2 separate regions of the Homo sapiens genome follow, and region 1 is linked to region 2. The links are chromatin loops, found by intact Hi-C in ENCODE. Cell type or tissue: PC-9. All regions are shown on one strand. Links, peaks and the distances in the headings refer to the core of each region. The heading gives the core; the rest is flanking DNA. Region 1 has its middle 28 kb from the start of AGTR2. Region 2 overlaps DANT2 (DXZ4 associated non-coding transcript 2, distal).

Region 1 (8,705 bases), core at 3,397-5,896, 240 kb after region 2:
GACAAATGTGACTTAATTAAACAAAAAGCTTATACACAGCAACAAAATTAACCAACAGAGTGAAAAGAAAACCTACAGAATGGGAGAAACTATTTACAAAATATGCATCCAACAAAGGTCTAATATCTAGAATATACAAGGAACACAAACAACTCAACAATCACAAAACTTCAAATAGTCTCTTTAAAAAAGTGAGCTAAAGAGAGAAATAGACTTTTTTTTTTTTGCAAAGAAAGACATACAAATGGCCAATGAGTATATGAAAAAATGTTCAACATTACTCATCATTAGTAATCCAAATTAAAGGTGCAATGAGATCTCATATTACCCCAGCCAGAATGGCTACTATGAAAAAGTAAAAAAAAAAATACAGATATTGGTGAGGATGCAGAGATAAGGAACTCATACACTGTTCATGGGAATGTAAATTAGTACAACCTCAAGGAAAACAGTAAGCAGATTTTTCAAAGTGCTAAAATATAACTTCCATTTGATCTAACAGTCCACTACTATGTATCCATCCAAAGGAAAAAAGAGTCATTATATCAGAAAGACACCAGCACTCATGTGTTTATTGCAGACCATTCACAGTAACAAAAATATGGAATCAACCTGTGTCTATCAATGGATAATATAATAAAGAAAATGTGGTGTATATACACAATGAAATATATAGCCATAAAAAGAATAAAATAATGTTTTTTGCAGCAACATTGATGGAACCAAAAGCCATGTTCTTAAGTAAAACTAGTCAGACATAGAAAGATAAATATCACATGTTCTCACTCATAATTGGGAGATAGGTAACGTATACACATGCATTAGACAATGGAGTCTTGGAAGGGTGAGCAAGTAGGAGAGGTGTGGATGATGAGAAATTACTTAATGGGCACAATATACATTATTTGGGTGATGTATGTCCTAAAAGCACTGACTACACTGCTGTGCAATGCTTGCATAAAACAAAATTGCACTTACACACCATAAAATTATTTTGAAAAAAATATTACCATTGAATGCTTCTAATCAACCACTTATAAATGTCACAAAGTGGAATGATTGTGTATATAATAATTTTAAATTTTTTTGTGTGTAGTAGCACATATAATAATATTGGCTGGTTGCTTCTAATCTCACTGGAAAGTGAGGAAAAAAAGGATAAGCTTTGAGATTAGAATTCCCAGGTGAAGTACCACATAAATGACCTGAAAACTTCTATGTGTCCCCGATGAAGACCCCTATCTCTGGTAGCTGCAAGGGTGAGAGTGCTGAAAATTAAACCCAGAATCTCATTCTGTGACTGTCTGAATCACAACCCATGTTGAATTTCAAGTTTCAAAGGGCATCTACTGTTAAAGTGATGACACTGATTAGAAAAGAATGGGATACTGTAAGTCAGAATGGAGATGTGTGAGAAGACCCTGATAAATCTGGGAAAATTCAGCCCCTAAATCCTTTTTTTTCTTTTCTTTGAGATGGAATCTGGCTCTGTCACCCAGGCTGGAGTGCAGTGGCACAATCTCAGCTCACTGCAACCTCTGTCTCCTGGGTTCAAGCGATTCTCCTGTCTCAGCCTCCCGAGTAGCTGGGACTACAGGCACGTGTTACCACGCCCAGCTGATTTTTGCATTTTTAGTAGAGATGGGGTTTCTCCATATTGGCCAGGCTGGTCTCAAACTCCTGGCCTAGTGATACACCTACCTCGGCCTCCCAAATTGCTGGGATTGCAGGCGTGAGCCACTGTGTCTTGCCCTAAATTCTAAGTCAGTCTTAGCTAGTGGAAGAGTTCTCACTCCCCCCAGGAGATGTGGCCTTCCCATTCTCACTGGAAGAAGTTTCCCCATCCCCAGTAGAAGTTGCTTACCTATCCTCAATGGTAGCAACTCCCCCATTCCCAGTGGCATCAGCCTCTCTACCTTTTCTGAAGAAACTAACCTCTAATTGCTAGAGAAAATTGTAATGGTCTTCCCTGAGGCAATTGCTGTATGAGCGACACTGTTGAGTCTCTGCAGGACCCAGCTTTATTATACCTTTTTGTCTCTAGACCTATATAAAACTAGACTCAAGTCTCAAAAGATCCCTAAAGGTGAGATACAATGTGTGACCCCTGGGGAGATGCACTACTCTCCAAAATAACTACCTGAGATTTCTGACTTATACAAGCAGAAATAGGGAAACATTTGGGAATTGATATTAGGGTTGTGGGATAATAGTGGAATAAACATTAACTTGGATCAGGCCACATTGATTGGTATGGGATCACTAAGCAGAAAATTTGCATTTAATGTTGCAGCTTGGGGAGTTAGAAAGGGCCTCTAACAGTTTTGTTGGTGGGCTGAAAGGTGGCCACAGTGAATAAGTTGGAAATACCAGACTTGTCTTGGTTTAACGGAGAGAAAGTGATTCAAAAGTTTAGGAGGATGGAAATATTAAAGTGAATTTGTCATTTAAGACTCACAATAGAAATGTCCAGAAGACATGACATTTTACCAGTATTGTGAGAAATAAATTGTGAGGAGGGCCCCAGCAATTTTGATGAGCTCTGTGATTGCTCTTCTCTGTAGTCCAGACTTTACTGTGGGAACTGCAATCACTGAATTGTAAAACCTAAATGCAGTAGGAGTAATTGTATCCCAGGATGGTAGTGGCCAAGTTGTGGCACTCGGCCACCAAAGGTAAGGTCAGTATGATTGTCATAGTGGATAGCAGAGTCAAAGCAGCAATCAGACTATTCTGACTCATACAGACCTATGGCATTGGATAGTTAATTATGGTGTTCCTAGAAGTGAAATACATAGAGAACCTACTAAATTTTTACTTCATTTGTATTAGAAGAAAAGTTTTAGGTCTATTGAATAAAAGCCTAATCTGAACTATAGAAATAGATTTACTGTTTTTCAATTCCAATAATTGAGCCAGTGTATAGTCCCAGAACCCTTTTAATGAAGGGGAAACCAGATCTCCTTGAGAAAGGACTCTGGTACACTGACAAAAATGCATATTGTTAGTCTTTCTTCCAGCTTTCCCCAAGTGACCTATGGCCTTTTACCAGGGTAACTGTGTATTGGGGAAAAGGAAATAATGAGACCTTTGGGGAACTCTTCAACAGTGACTCTGAACTGGCAATAATTCCAGGATACACAAAATGTCACTCTGGCCTACCAGTGAAACTAAGGGCTTATGGAGTTCAGATGATAAGTAGATTTTTTGTTCTAGTGCATCTCACATTTGGCACAGTGGGCCCCTGAGACCATGCTGTGGTTATTTATGCACTTCCAGAGTGAACAATTGGAATAGATATACTCAGCTGCAGCAGAATCCCCACATTGGTTCCCTTATTTGTGGAGTGAGGGTTATTATGGTTGAAAGGCCAAATGAAAGCCACTAGACTGCCTTTATTTAGAAAAATAGTAAACCAAAAGCAATACTGCATTATTGTAGTGACTGCAGAGATTAATGCCATTAAATAATTAAAATATGCACGGGGAGTAATTTCCAGTACATCCTCGTTCAACTCTTCTATTTGGCCTGTGTGGAAGACAGTTGCATCTTGAACAATAACAGTGGACTGTTGAAAGCTTAGCCAGAAAGTCAGCTCAATCACAGTACTGTACCAGATATGGTTTCATTGTTTGAGCAAATTAACACATCCACTGTTACCTGGTATGGAAGTATTGATTTGAAAAATGCCTTTTTCACCGTCTCTCTGAATAAGGCCCACCAGGAGTGGTTTATTTTTAGCTGACAAGGCCAGAAATAACACTTTTACTCTCCTCAGTGGTATATCTATTCTCCAGCCCTATGTAACAATTTGATTTGCAGGGATCTAATCACCTTTTCCTTCCACAAAATATCACACTGTTCTATCGTATTGATGACATCATGCTGATTGGACCTAGTGAGCAAGAAGTAGCAACCACTCTAGACTTATTGGTAAGATATTTGTGTGTCAGAAGATAAAAAATAAAACCGCTACCTTGAAATAGTAACTGTGGGGAAGCTAGTCACCTTGTGAGAAGTCAGTTTACCCTGAGTCTGCCATTGTATAAAAAGTACAAGCTAGCCAGATAAAGAGACTATGTGTGGAGAAAAAGATATTTGACTAGTTCCCAGTTGTTACAGTCATCTCAGCTCTGGTGCCAGACATTGAGTAAAGACATCTTCGGATAACTTCACTCTCAGCAGCCATCTGATTACAACTATATGAGGTAGCTCAAGTGAGAACCACCCAGCTGAGCTCGTTAACCCCCAGAACCATGAAATAAAAATTGCTGAACTATTTAAAAATAAATAAATAAAAATAAATCCGATGAACATTTAGGGGACTTGTCCTTAAGTGAAATTTCTAAGGGTCTAATGGTGTGGGGCATGTCAAGATATTCTATTTAAGATGAAGAATGAATTGTTGCATCTGGTCCCTCTAAAAACCAAAAAAGAGGCCACCTAGCGGATGGTCTGGATTCTGGAGGCAACATATACCTCATTTGAGTGTGTTATTTCCTGGATTCTGGTAACCATACTGCTATTCTCTATCTCCGTCAGTTCAATTGTTTTGATTTTTAGATTGTTTTGATTTTTTTAAGATTTTTTAGATTTTTTTAGATTGTTTTTGATTTTAGATTGTTTTGATGTTTTGATTTTTAGATTGTGCAAATAAAGTAGAAGATGTGATGTTATTCTTCCAGAACTGGTTACTTCATTTAACATAATGACCGTCAGTTCCATCTATCTTGTTGCAAAAGAATCTCGTGGTTGAATAGTACTTCATTGCGTATAAGTATTACATTTTCCTTATCTCTTCATCTGTTGATGAACACTTAGGTTGCTTTCAAATATTGACTATTGTGAACAGCGTTGCAAACACACATGGGAGTGCAGATATCCCTTTGATATAATGATTTCCTTTCTTTTGGGTATATGCCAGCAGTAGGATTGCAGGGTCATATGGTAGCTCTATTTTTATATTTCAAGGAACCTCCAAACTGTTTTCCATAGTGGTTGTACTAATTTACATTCCCATCAATAGTGTATAAGAATTCCCTTTTTTCCATATCTTCATCAGCATTTGTTATTACCTGTCTTTTGGATATAAGTGATTTTAACAGAGGTGAGATGATAATCTAGTTTTAGTTTTTATTCACATTTCTCTGATGATCAATGATGTTGAGCACCCCTTCATATACCTGTTTGCCATTTGTATGTCTTCTTTTGAGAAATGTCTATTTAAATCTTTTCTCCATTTTTAAAGCCGGTTAGATTTTTTTTATAGATTGGTTTGAACTACTCATATATTCTAGTTATTAATACCTTTCCTGATGAGTGGTTTGCAAATTTTTATTCTCATTCTGTGAGTTGTCTTTACTCTGTGTTGCTTGTTTCCTCTGTCGTGCAGAAGCTTTTTAACTTGGTATGATACCATTTGTCCATTGTTGTCTTGATTACCTGTGCTTGCAGGGAACTACTCAAGAAATCTTGACTCACGCTGATGTCCTGGAGAGTTTCTCCAATGTTTTCTTGTAGCAGTTTCATAGTTTGAGGCTTTAAATTTCATTTTATGTCCATTTTTATTTGATTTTTGTATAAGAAAAGACATAAGGGTCAAGTATCATTCTTCTCCATATAGATATCCAGCTTTCCTAGCACCATTTATTGAAGAGACTGCCTTTTCCCAATGTATGTTCTTGGCATCTTTGTCAAAAAGGTGTATGTTCACTGTGGATGTGTGTATTTATTTCTGGGTTCTCTATTCTGTTCCATTTGTCTGTGTATCTGTTTCTATGCCAGCACCATGCTGTTTTTGTTGCTGTAGCTATGTGGTATAATTTGAGGTCAGGTAATGTGATTTCTCCAGTTTTGTTCTTTTTGCTCAAGATAACTTTGGCTATTCTGGGTTTTTTGTGATTATAAATACATTTAGGATTTTTAAAATATTTCTGTATAAAATGTCATTGGTTTCTTGATAGAGATTGCACTGAATCTGTAGACTGATTTGAGTAGACATTTTAAGAATATTGACCCTTGTAATTCAGAAACATGGACTATCTTTCCACTTTTTTGTTGCTCTCTTCAATTTCTTTCATCAGTGTTGTATACTTTTCATTATAAAAATCTTCCACATCTTTGGTTAAGTCAGTTCCTATATGTTGATGTTTCTTTGTTGATTTTTGTGTGGAACATCTGTCCAATGCTGAAAGTGGGGTGTTAAAGTCTCCAGCTATTATTGTATCAGGGCCTATCTCTCTCTATCTCTGATAATATTTCATTTGTATAATCTAGGAGCTCCAGTGTTGGGTGCACACATATTTAAAATTGTTATGTCCATTTGCTGGATTGACCTCTTTATCATTATATAGTGATCTTCTTTTTCTCTTCTTATGGTTTTTGTCTTGAAGTCTATTTTGTATGATCTAAGTGTGGCTACTCCTGGTCTTTTTTGGTTTCCATTGCACGGAATATCTTTGTCCATCCATTTATTTTTAGTCTATATATATCTTTGTAGGTGAAGTATGATTCTTGTATGCAACAGATCATTTGTGAATCCATTCATCCACTGTCTTCTGATTGGAGAGTTTAATCTATTTACATTAATGTTACTATTAAAAAGAAAAGGCTTACTCCTGCCATCTTCTTATTATTTTGATTGTCTTGCAGCCTTCTCTTCCTTGTTTACTTCCTGTCTTCCTTTTAGTGAAGGTGATATTCTCTGGTGGTATGCTTTCATTTTTTGCTTTTTATTTTTTGTGTATCCATTGTATGTTTTTCAATTTGAGTTTATCATGAGGCTTGCAAATACTATCTTAAAACCCATTATCAGCTGATAACAACTTAACACTGATTGCATAAACAAAGAAACAAACACACAAAAGGTAAACTGATGAAAATGCAAGAGATAAACTTTGTCCCTCCACTTTAAAACTTATGGTTGTTTCTCTTTTTGTGCTGCCTATTTCTTGAAAAATCATAGTTATTATTTTTGATTGGTTTATCATTTAGTCTTTCTACTTAAGAGTAGTTTAAACACCATAATTACAGTGTTATAATACTCTGTGTTTTTCTATCTGCTTACAATTCCCTGTGAGTTTTGTACTCTCAGATGATTTCTTATTACCCATTAACCACTTTTTTTTTTTTTTTTTTTTTTTTTAGGTTGCAGAACTCTCTTTAGCATTTCTTGTAAGACTGGTTTTATGTTTTATGTTCATAAATTTCCTCAGGTTTTGTTTGCCTGGGAAGGTCTTTATTTCTCCTTTATGCTGAAAAACTATTTTCACCAAGTATACTATTCTCGGATAAAAGGTTTTTTTCCTTCAGTGCTTCAAATATGTCAGCCACTTTCTCCTGGCCCATAAATTTTCCACTGAAAAGTCTGCTGCCAGACATTGGAGCTCCAATTTGTGTTATTTTTTCCTTTTCTCTTGCTGAAGATCCTTTTTTAATCCTTGACCTTTGTGAATTTTATTATTAAATGCCTTAAGGTACTCTTCTTTGGGTTAAAACTGCTCAGTGTTCCATAACTTTCTTATACTTGGATATTGATATTTTCCTCTAAGTTTGCAAAATTCTCCGATATTATTCCTCTGTGTATACTTTCTACTCCTCTCTTTCTCTGCCTCCTCTTTAAGGCCAATAACTCTTAGATTTGCCATATTGAGGGTATTTTCTTGACTTTGTAGGCATGCTTCATTCTTTGTATTCTTTTTCACCTCCTCTTACTATGTGTTTTCAAATAGCCTTCTTCAATGTGTCAATTCCATTTTTAACTCTATATTTTCTACCTGATTATTTTTAATTATTTTGATCTCTTTGTAAATTTAACTGGTAGAATTCTGAATTGCCTCTCTGTGTTATCTTGAATTTCTCTGAGTTTCCTCAAAATAGCTATTTTGTATTCTTTTACTGATAGGTCATACATTTCTATTTCTCCAGAATTGGTCCTCGGTGCCTTATTTGTTCATTTGGTGAGGTCATGTTTTCTTGGATGGTGTTGATGCTTGTAGATGTTCATCAGTGTCTGGGTATTGAAGAGTTAGGTATTTATTGTAGTCTTCAACATTTGGGCTAGTTTGTGCCTGTTCTTCTTGTGAAGACTTTCCAGGCAATCAAAGACACTAGGGATCCGTGTCCAATAACACTGTGGTTTTTGCAGACTCGTAGAGGTACCACTTTGGTGGTCTTGTATAAGATTCAGAAGAATTCTCTGGATTACCAGGCAGTGATTCTTATTCTTTTTTCTTACTTTCTCCCAAGGAAACAGTCTTCCCCTCTGTGCTGAACCATCTGGAACTGGAGGTATAGTGATGCAAGATACCTGTGGCCATCAGCTGGGACTTTGCTGGGCCAGACCTGAAGCTAGAACAACACTGTTTCTTGCACAAGGCCCTTCCTTTCATGGTGGTGAGTTTCCCCAGCCCACAGTCATGGCCAGAGATGCTGTCTGGGAGCCAGAAATTGTAGTAGAAAAACCTTAGAAATTTACTCTATGTTCTATTCTACTACAGTTAAGCTGGCACTGAAACCACAATACAAAGTCCTTCCTACTCTTTTCTCCCCTTTCCAAAGGCATAGTAGCCTCTTTCTGTGGCCACCACCATCACTCATCCACAGATTGTTGTGCCAGGCCTCCACTGGTATTCACTAAAATCCCCAAAGCCCTTCTGTCAGCTTGTGGTGAGTGCTGCCAGTCCTTGGACTCAACCTGTAAGCAA
Region 2 (8,705 bases), core at 3,297-5,796:
CTCCACAGTCTAAGTCAAATTACCTATGATAACCCATCAGTTATCAGTGGTATGCACCTAATTGGGAGAAACAACTGATATTAAAGAGGATATAAGTCTAATGTTAATTAAGCATGGACTCATAGAGAACCAGGATGGCCACCTTGTCCTTCCTGAGTCCTTAAAGCTTTTATTATTAAAAGTTCTGTATTCCATGACTCATCATGGAAAAGATAAAATAACCCAAATTGAATATATTGGTGTGGTGTCTTATAAATTGCTAAAGTAATTTATAACCAATGCTTGTTCCCATATTCCTGGGAAAACAATCAAAGCTTCAGGTACATTTGGTAACCTGATGGGCCATTTAAACATTTTATAAAAGGATTTCATTCAATTGTTATTTTCAATGCATGTTTTCTGGTTGTGTAGAAGCTCTCCCATGCAACAGGGCTGTTATAACACTAAGTTATTATGCCACAGTGTATTTTCGCCAGGTAAAGAAAGCTTTTTATGGTTCACCGAGACAATTACCCCCTATACAATCTACAACCCAAAGATAGGACTTTTTTTTTTTTTTTTTTTTTTTTTGAGACAAAGTCTTGCTCTGTCTCCCAGGCTGGAGTGCAGTGGTGCAATCTTGGCTCACTGTAACCTTTGCCTCCTAGGTTCAAGCAATTCTCCTGCCTCAGTTTCCCAAGTAGCTGGGATTACAGGCATGCACCACCATGCCCGGCTAATTTTTGTATTATTATTATTATTAATTATTACTTTTAGTAGAGATGGGGTTTCGCTAAGTTGGCCAGGCTGGTCTTGAACTCCTAACCTCAAGTGATCTGCCTGCCTCGGCCTCCCAAAGCGCTGGATTTACAGGTATGAGCCATCGCACTGGACCCAAAGATTGGATCTTCTGAGAACATCAGAGAAAGACTGTCCTTGCCACCCACATTGCAGCAAAACTTTCGAACCTTGAACTCTGGGTTCATAATCTCACAACTGAGAAGGGTCCGTCCACAGTCTTGGAACTGTACATCCACTGGAACCCTTAAGGTAAAAGTAACGAGGGAATTTTCTCCCTAGAAGAAGATGGCATCCTTGATGTAAACAGCTTTTCAAGAGTTCACAGATTAAGACTTCTACTATCATGAGACTCTTATCTTTGAATATGTTTTCTTGCTTATGCCTCTATGAACAATAGAAGTAGAAAAGTGGTCTGTTATGTGCACTTATAGGGTATAATTTTATTTGTGAAGGAGTTTGGAGCCAGCCTTATACATGGATAACCTTATACTTTGAAAGATAAAAGATGAAGGCCCAATGTAGGTGAGAAACTTTAATGGTACATACATTGCCTCGTAATCAGTTGGAAACAGAACATTGGTTCACTCTTCTTCACCCACATCACAGGTTAAAGAGAACATTGTCAGAAGGCCTTCACTCTTCTAGAAAGGCATCATTTGTTAGGTCCTTTTTCCATTGTTTGGAGTAAAAGAAGCAATGTAAAAGGAGAAATGTATCCCTCATGATAGGTTCTATAGCAAATTCCACCATAAAGGCTACAGTTACACAAAAGACTTTAAATTCTCTTGTGAAAGTTATGATAGAATTGGCTGAATAGAGAAGTATCTGTGCAGCTGCTGGCACTTATGGCCTATGGAGGAAACATCGGGTATTATAGAGATTCAGGTGTAGCTGATTAATGAAGAAACTGCCTAGTTAAGGGAATAGACTCTTTATCGAGCTCATTCTTGTATCTATTTGATTTTAGGAGGTTTGGTTTATGTGGATCCTGGGTAAGGAGCATACTCCAAACCAAACTCTTAGTCATAATAATAGTCTCCCTGGTGCACTGTCTTCTCTCAGAGGTTGTTTTTTTTTTTTTTTTTTTTTTTGAGATGGAGTCTTGCTCTGTTGCCCAGGCTGGAGTGCAGTGGCAGGATCTCCGCTCACTGCAAGCTCCATCTCCCGGGTTTATGCCATTCTCCTGCCTCAGCCTCCCAAGTGCTGGGACTATAGGCACCTGCCACCATGACTGGCTAGTTTTTTTTGTATTTTCAGTAGAGACGGGGTTTCACCATGTTAGCCAGGATGGTCTCGATCTCCTGACCTCGTGATCCGCCCACCTCAGCCTCAAAGTGCTGGGATTACAGGCGTAAGCCACCGTGCCCGGCCCTCTCAGAGGTTTTAAATGCTTGCATGCAGCCATCTCTAGAATGTCAAATGGTTTCTCTTCAACTGGAATGACAAGAGCTGAAAGAAATGTGTGACTATAAGGCCACTGATGAATGACAGGCTGAGACCAGAAACCCAAAATGATGGTAACTGAGAGCGTCGCTAAGGCCCTAAGTTTTGGTCATACTCTCATCTAAGTGAGAAACTGACCAAAAAGGGAATTTTTTAAAAAACAAAATTGTGGGAGGCCATTGTTTTGGATTGAGCTTATGCACTAGGCCTCAAAAGACCAAACCAAACCAAACTGGAGTCGCTTGTGTTAAAACTTTAAGGAAACACAGGTCCTAGAACAGACCAGGTTTTGTTTTTCTCCGGCAAATCTCTAGAACAAACATTCCTGACAGCATATGTAGACACCCCCTGAAGTTCCCATTAAATCTTTTAACCAAATTCATTTCTTCTCACATAGAGACCATCAAGCTTCAGATAATCATGCAACAAAGGTTCCAGGCAGTTCCAGGTGAAGACATCACCCCTGGCCACTAAGGAGCTACCCTGCCTCCACTAGACAGAGCAGGGTGAGAGTTCCATAATTCCCGACAGGTAGGGACTACCCCCTAAGCCAGCAGAAAGCAGTTAGAGGAGAAAGACCATCAGTCCCTCCACCTGCCATAAAGATTTATGAGATCACACCTCTCGGGGGGAAATGTGGTAGGAGAACAGGGTCTGGAGGCAGGAAACATAAGGCCATTTCATGCTGACTTCCTAGAACTAAATGAAATGGAAACACTTCAGCTATGACAGGTAATATCCTTTCTATTTACACAGGGCATAAGCCGAGTAAATAACTCTGTAATGTTACTTCATCCTTTTCATTTACATAGGGCATACCCCAGGTAGCCAATAGAAACCTCTAGAGGGTATTTAAACCCTAGAAATTTCTGTAATGGGGCTCTTGAGCCCCTATGCTCAAGCCCGCTCCCACCCTGTAGAGTGTACTTTCATTTTCAATAAATGTCTGCTTTTACTGCTTCCTTCTTTCCTTGCTTTGTTTGTACATTTTGTCCAATTCATTTTTCAAGATGCTAAAAACCTTGACACCCTCCACTGGTAACACTGGGAGTGGCCCATCCTCACTGCTGTGCACTGTGGCCAAGAGAGCCTCCTGGGGCCGAGGACCCAGCTAGGCCATCACGCCAATTGCTCTCAAGAAAAGGGGCACCAGGCAAACTGCCTGTGGCCCCGAGCAAAAGCTCCTTGGCTGAGGCCTCCATTAGTCTCACCCAGATCATGGCCACCACCAGACTCCTGAGCCATGACTTCCTGTACGGAACGTGCCAGGTGTCCTGGCTGGCCACCTCATCCTCAGTGCCTATTTCTGGGGCTTCCACATCCCGACCCAGCCACGGGCCCCACTTCCCTTGGGCCTCCAGAGAGCCTGGATCTATCTGGGCACTGGCCCTAGTCCTGCCTGGTCCCCTATAGCACTCCCAAGCCGCTCCTCCCCAGGCAAGCACAGGGAAGGGTGCGTGGGATTGCCAAATGATTCCTCTTGATGGCAGTATTGCTCCAGAAATGCCCACCTGCCCTTCCCCCAGGTCCACTCCCTCTGCCCTTTGCTAAGAAAAAAAAGCCAACCATGCTCTGAACATGGCTGATCACCATCTCAGCCACTTTTGGCCAGCTCTGGCCCACCTGCGGGACCCTGTCCTGGGGAGAATGGCCTTGGCGGGGTCCTCTTAGCCTGCCTTCCTGACAAACAGGGAAGTGGTCCCCTTGAACCGTCCAAGGGATGGACCCAACCTAAACACATCCCTAACTGTGCCTTTAGCATGGGAGGATGGTGGAGCCCTCAGGGAAGAGAAGAAAATTGGGCACGCAGTAGGATCTGAGCCCAACCCCTGCTTTCCAGGAGACATATGCACTTGGGCATTCTCACGGGTCACTGCAAGGGCAGCTTGACCAAGAGGTCAAAGGCGACCAGAGTCCCACTGTCCCCTGGAGGTTGGGATTCAAACTTCAGGTGAACATACAATTTTGAGATATGCTACTGCAGTTTTGAATAAACATGGTGGTAAGCAGAGTCCCTAGCCTAGGCTTCCTGTGCCTTTCAGCTCAGGCTCCCTGGCTGGTTGTCTCCTCCTGGTGCCTGTGTTTGGAGGTTGCAAAGTCTGAGCTGTTCCCAGGAGATGCTTTATATATGCATTTTGGAGTGTGGTTCTGCTGCGTGTCCCCTCAGCCTAGGACTTTGTTTTCCATTTCCAATGCACCACAGGAAGGTTTGATAGGGAAGGATGAGGAGTGGTGAGGTGAGTCAGTGTGGGAGAAAATAGGAAGTTGGAGGAAGATGGAAGAGGGGAAGAGGGGAAGATGGGTGACTGGTTTGGGAAAGAGTTTCCTTTAGATGGCAGTATTTTACCAGAAATGTTAACATGCCCTTTGGTGCCACCCACTCAGTTACCTCTTCCTCCATCATTTGCCACTGAAAAAAAGCCAACCAGCATTAAAGTGATTGTCACTAAGTGACTCCCAGCTCTCACAGTTGGTCCTCCAGTGTGCAGGGCATCTTTCTGGTAGAATGGTCTTTAGCTTCCTCTCAGAGAAAAATAAATTTGTCCCCACCATGTAACTCTAGGAATGGATCCAAACATATCTACCCATGGTTCTATCTTTAACACTGGATCTGGTCAAGACTATAGGAAATGTCTTTAGTCTGGGCACAGAGTTGAAGTCAAATCTACTTTGGACCAGTGGGAACATTCTGTCTTGGGCATTTTTACTATAATATAATTTAACCTTGAGGTCTCAGGCAGCTAGACACAAAGAGAGGCAGCCCTGAGGCATCAGGACTGGCATGAAGTATGATGCAAAACTGCCATCCCAAGACAACAGGGCCTGAGGACCCAGCTCTTCTCACAATGCTGTCCTCTTGTCTTCAGGCTACGATGGTCCTACTTTTAGGTCAGTTAGATATAAGATCTCAGAATACTTGGCACTTGAAAACTCTATTCAAACCTCTGCACTAAAGGACTTACCAAAATCTAGAATGTCTTCTAGCAGTGTCCCTGGGATGGCCCAGCCCTACTTATCATGTTTACCACAGAATTCTCACAGTTGAGAAAAAAATGTAGTTTTTTTTTCTAGCTAACACATACTTGATAATATTTAAACTTCCTTTCTTAGAGCACTCCTAAAAAGAGCTTACAATCTCCTAAAAAGAGATCTTTGGGTCATTGATGAAATTAAGACAGAATTTTTTTTAAAAAATTGAAATCAGGAGAGAGACAGCATCATGACAGACAGAAGGCAGGACTAGATTATAGCTCCGGACAGAGCAGCATGCAGCGTCTTGCATTGTGAATTTTAGCTCCAGATCAACTGCAAGAACAAACCAGCAATCCTGAGAGGATTCACAGACCCTCTAAAGGAAACAGACTGCACCTGCAGGACCCAGGAGACACCCCAAATACTATGAGTGCCCCAACTGTAGAAGTGGGAAAGGGAGACCCCCTTCCCCCTTCTCCTGAGCACACCCCGACTGGAGAAGCCGAAGGTCAGTTTGCAGGAGAGGTTTCCGACTTTACCTGCAGCTGAGTCAAGTTAGAGAGATGAGTAAAATACAGGGGTAGAGGAAGCAGCAGAAAGGCCCTGGGAGCTCACTGGGTCCCCAAGCAGCCCATTCCTGCCTGGCACCACAGGGATCCATCGGAGGGTGGCCAGAGGAGCAAGGGGTAAAACTCCACAGGGAGAAAGAATTCTCTAGCTGAACTTTGTAACAATTTGAATGGGGTGAGAAGCCTCCTGACCAGAACTCAGGGGAGGGTGTGAATCAGGCTTGCAGACTTCACAGGCGGTGGAAGAACTTTTCTCTTGCAGCTGGGAGGCAGATAACCTTGGGCAAGTTTTCAAGCCCAACTTGACCACTGCCTGGAAATAGACTCAGGGCTGTTTGCGGGGGCACAGTGGACATGAGACTGGCCCTACCATTTGTGTGGGAGCTGGGTGAGGCCTGTGACTGCCAGCTTTCCCTCACTTTCCTGACAACCTGCATGACTCAGCAGAGGTAGCCATAATCTTCCTAGGTACACAGCTCCAATGACGTGGGAATCTCACCCCCATCCTCCACAGCAGCTGGAGCAAGACCCACCCATGGAGAGTATTTACTGAGCTCAGACATGCCTAGCCCCACCCCTACTTGATGGTCCTTCCCTGTCCACCCTGGTAGTGTAAGACAAAGGGTATATAATCCTGGGAGTTCTAGGGCCCTACCCACTACCAGTCCCTCTCCACACTACTATAGCTGATGATTTCTGGAAAGCACCACCTCCTGGCAGGAGGCCAACCAGCATAAAAATAGAGCATTAAACCACCAAAGCTAAGGACCCTCATGGAGTCCATTGCACCCTCTGCCATCTCCACTGGAACAGGCACTGGTATCCATGGCTGAAAGACCCATAGACAGTTCACATTACAGGACTCTGTGCAGACAACCCCCAGTACCAGCCTGGAGCTGGGTAGACTCACTGGGTGGCTAGACCCAGAAGAGAGACAACAATCACTGCAGTTTGGCTCACAGGAAGCCACATCCATAGGGAGAAGAGAGTAGTACATCAAGGAAACACCCTGTGGGACCAAAGAATCTGAACAACAGCCTTCAGCCCTTGACCTTCATTCTAACAGAGCCTACCCAAATGAGAAGAAACCAGAAAACCAACCCTGGCAATATGACAAAACAAGGCTCTTCAACCCCCCCCCCAAAATCACACTAGTTCCCCAGCAATGGATTCAAATCAAGAAGAAATCGCTGATTTACCTGAAAAAAATTCAGGTTAGTTATTAAGTTAATCAGGGAGGGACCAGAGAAAGGCGAAGCCCAATGCAAGGAAATCCAAAAAATGATACAAGAAGTGAAGGCAGAAATATTCATGGAAATAGATAGCTTAAAGAAAAAACAATAAAAAATTCAGGAAATTTTAGACACACTTTTAGAAATGTGAAATGCTCTGGAAAGTCTCAGGAATATAATTGAACAAGTAGAAGAAAGAAATTTATAGCTCAAAGACAAGGTCTTCGAATCAACCCAACCCAACAAAGACAAAGTAAAAAGAATAATAAAATATAAACAAAGTCTCCAAGAAGTCTGGGATTATGTTAAACAACTGAACCTAAGAATAATTGGTGTACCTGAGGGAGAAGAGAATTCTAAAAGCCTGGAAAACATATCTTGGGGAATAATCAAGGAAAACTTCCCCAGCCTTGCTAGAGACCTAGACATCCAAATATAAGAAGCACAAAAAATACCTGGGAAATTCATTACAAAAAGATCTTTGCCTAGGCACACTGTCATCACTTTATTCAAAGTTAAGATGAAGGAAATAATCTCAAGAGCTGTGAGACAGAAGCACCAGGTAACCTATCAAGGAAAACCTATCAGATTAACAGCAGATTTCTCAGCAGAAACCTTATAAACTAGAAGGGATTGGGGCCCTATCTTCAGCCTACTCAAACAAACAATTATCAGCCAAGAATTTTGTATCCAGCGAAACTAAGCATCATATATGAAGCATATATGAAGGAAAGATACAGTCGTTTTCAGACAAACAAATGGTGAGAACACTCGCCATTACCAAACCACCACTACAAGAACTGCTAAGAGGAGCTCTAAATCTTGAAAGAAATCCTGGAAACATATCAAAACAGAACCTCTTTCAATCATAAATCACATAGGACCTATAAAACAAAAATACAAGTTTAAACAATCATTTACTATGTCATTTTTCTTTACCTTGAAGAACATAAACTGTTATTTCAGTTCTACAAATCAGCAAGATATTATTTATGGCAAGAAATATTCCATTGAAATGTGCTGTAATGTGGGAAAATGTAAATGTTTTTCATGGTTTCTACCAATGTGAAATAAAACTTAATTCTGACTTTTCTGCGGAAAAAAAAAGCAAAAACAAAAAACAAAAAACACCAAGTACACAGACAACAAAAAGCACAATGAAAGTAATGGTACCTCACATTTCAATACTAACATTGAATGCAAATGGCCTAAATGCTCCACTTAAAAGATACAGAATCACAAAACGGATAAGAACTCACCAACCATCTGCTGCCTTCTGGAGACTCACCTAACATATAAGGACTCACATTAACTTAAAGTGGTGGAAAAAGGCATTTCATGCAAATGGACACCAAAAGTGAGCAGGGGTAGCTATCCTTATAACAGGCAAAACAAACTTTCAAGCAACAGCGGTTAAAAGAGACAAAGAGGGACAGCATATAATGGTAAAAGGCCTTGTGCAACAGGAAAATATCACAATCCTAAACATATATACACCTAACACTGGAGCTCCCAAATTTATAAAACAATTACTAATAGACCTAAGAAATGAGATAGACAGCAACACAATAATAGTGGGGGACTTCAATACTTCACTGACAGCACTAGACAGGTCATCAAGACAGAAAGTCAACAAAGAAACAATGGATTTAAACTATACCTTGAAACAAATGGACTTAAGAGCTACATACAGAACATTTTCTCCAAC

The links. Hi-C counts contacts between places; a loop is a spot of excess contacts. Peaks named below come from ENCODE experiments on the same cell type or tissue, not always from the same donor. Only the 100,000 strongest peaks of a DNase experiment are listed, where the experiment ranks them.
Region 1: it touches region 2 in a loop (4-fold over the local background); 3 of 110 quality-filtered maps call a loop at or near these places.

The regions. Positions count from the first base shown.
Region 1 is chrX:116,194,556-116,203,260 of GRCh38, forward strand. No RefSeq gene overlaps it. Among named protein-coding and RNA genes, the nearest start is that of AGTR2, 28 kb to the left of the region's middle. In PC-9, for the core only: a CTCF peak has its summit at 4,467; no DNase peak of the experiment used is centred there.
Region 2 is chrX:115,954,608-115,963,312 of GRCh38, forward strand. All of the region lies in intron 1 of DANT2 (DXZ4 associated non-coding transcript 2, distal), which reads right to left. Among named protein-coding and RNA genes, the nearest start is that of DANT2, 10 kb to the right of the region's middle. RefSeq lists an enhancer at 5,630-6,130. In PC-9, for the core only: CTCF peaks have their summits at 3,725, 4,411 and 4,627; no DNase peak of the experiment used is centred there; H3K27ac peaks cover 924 bases.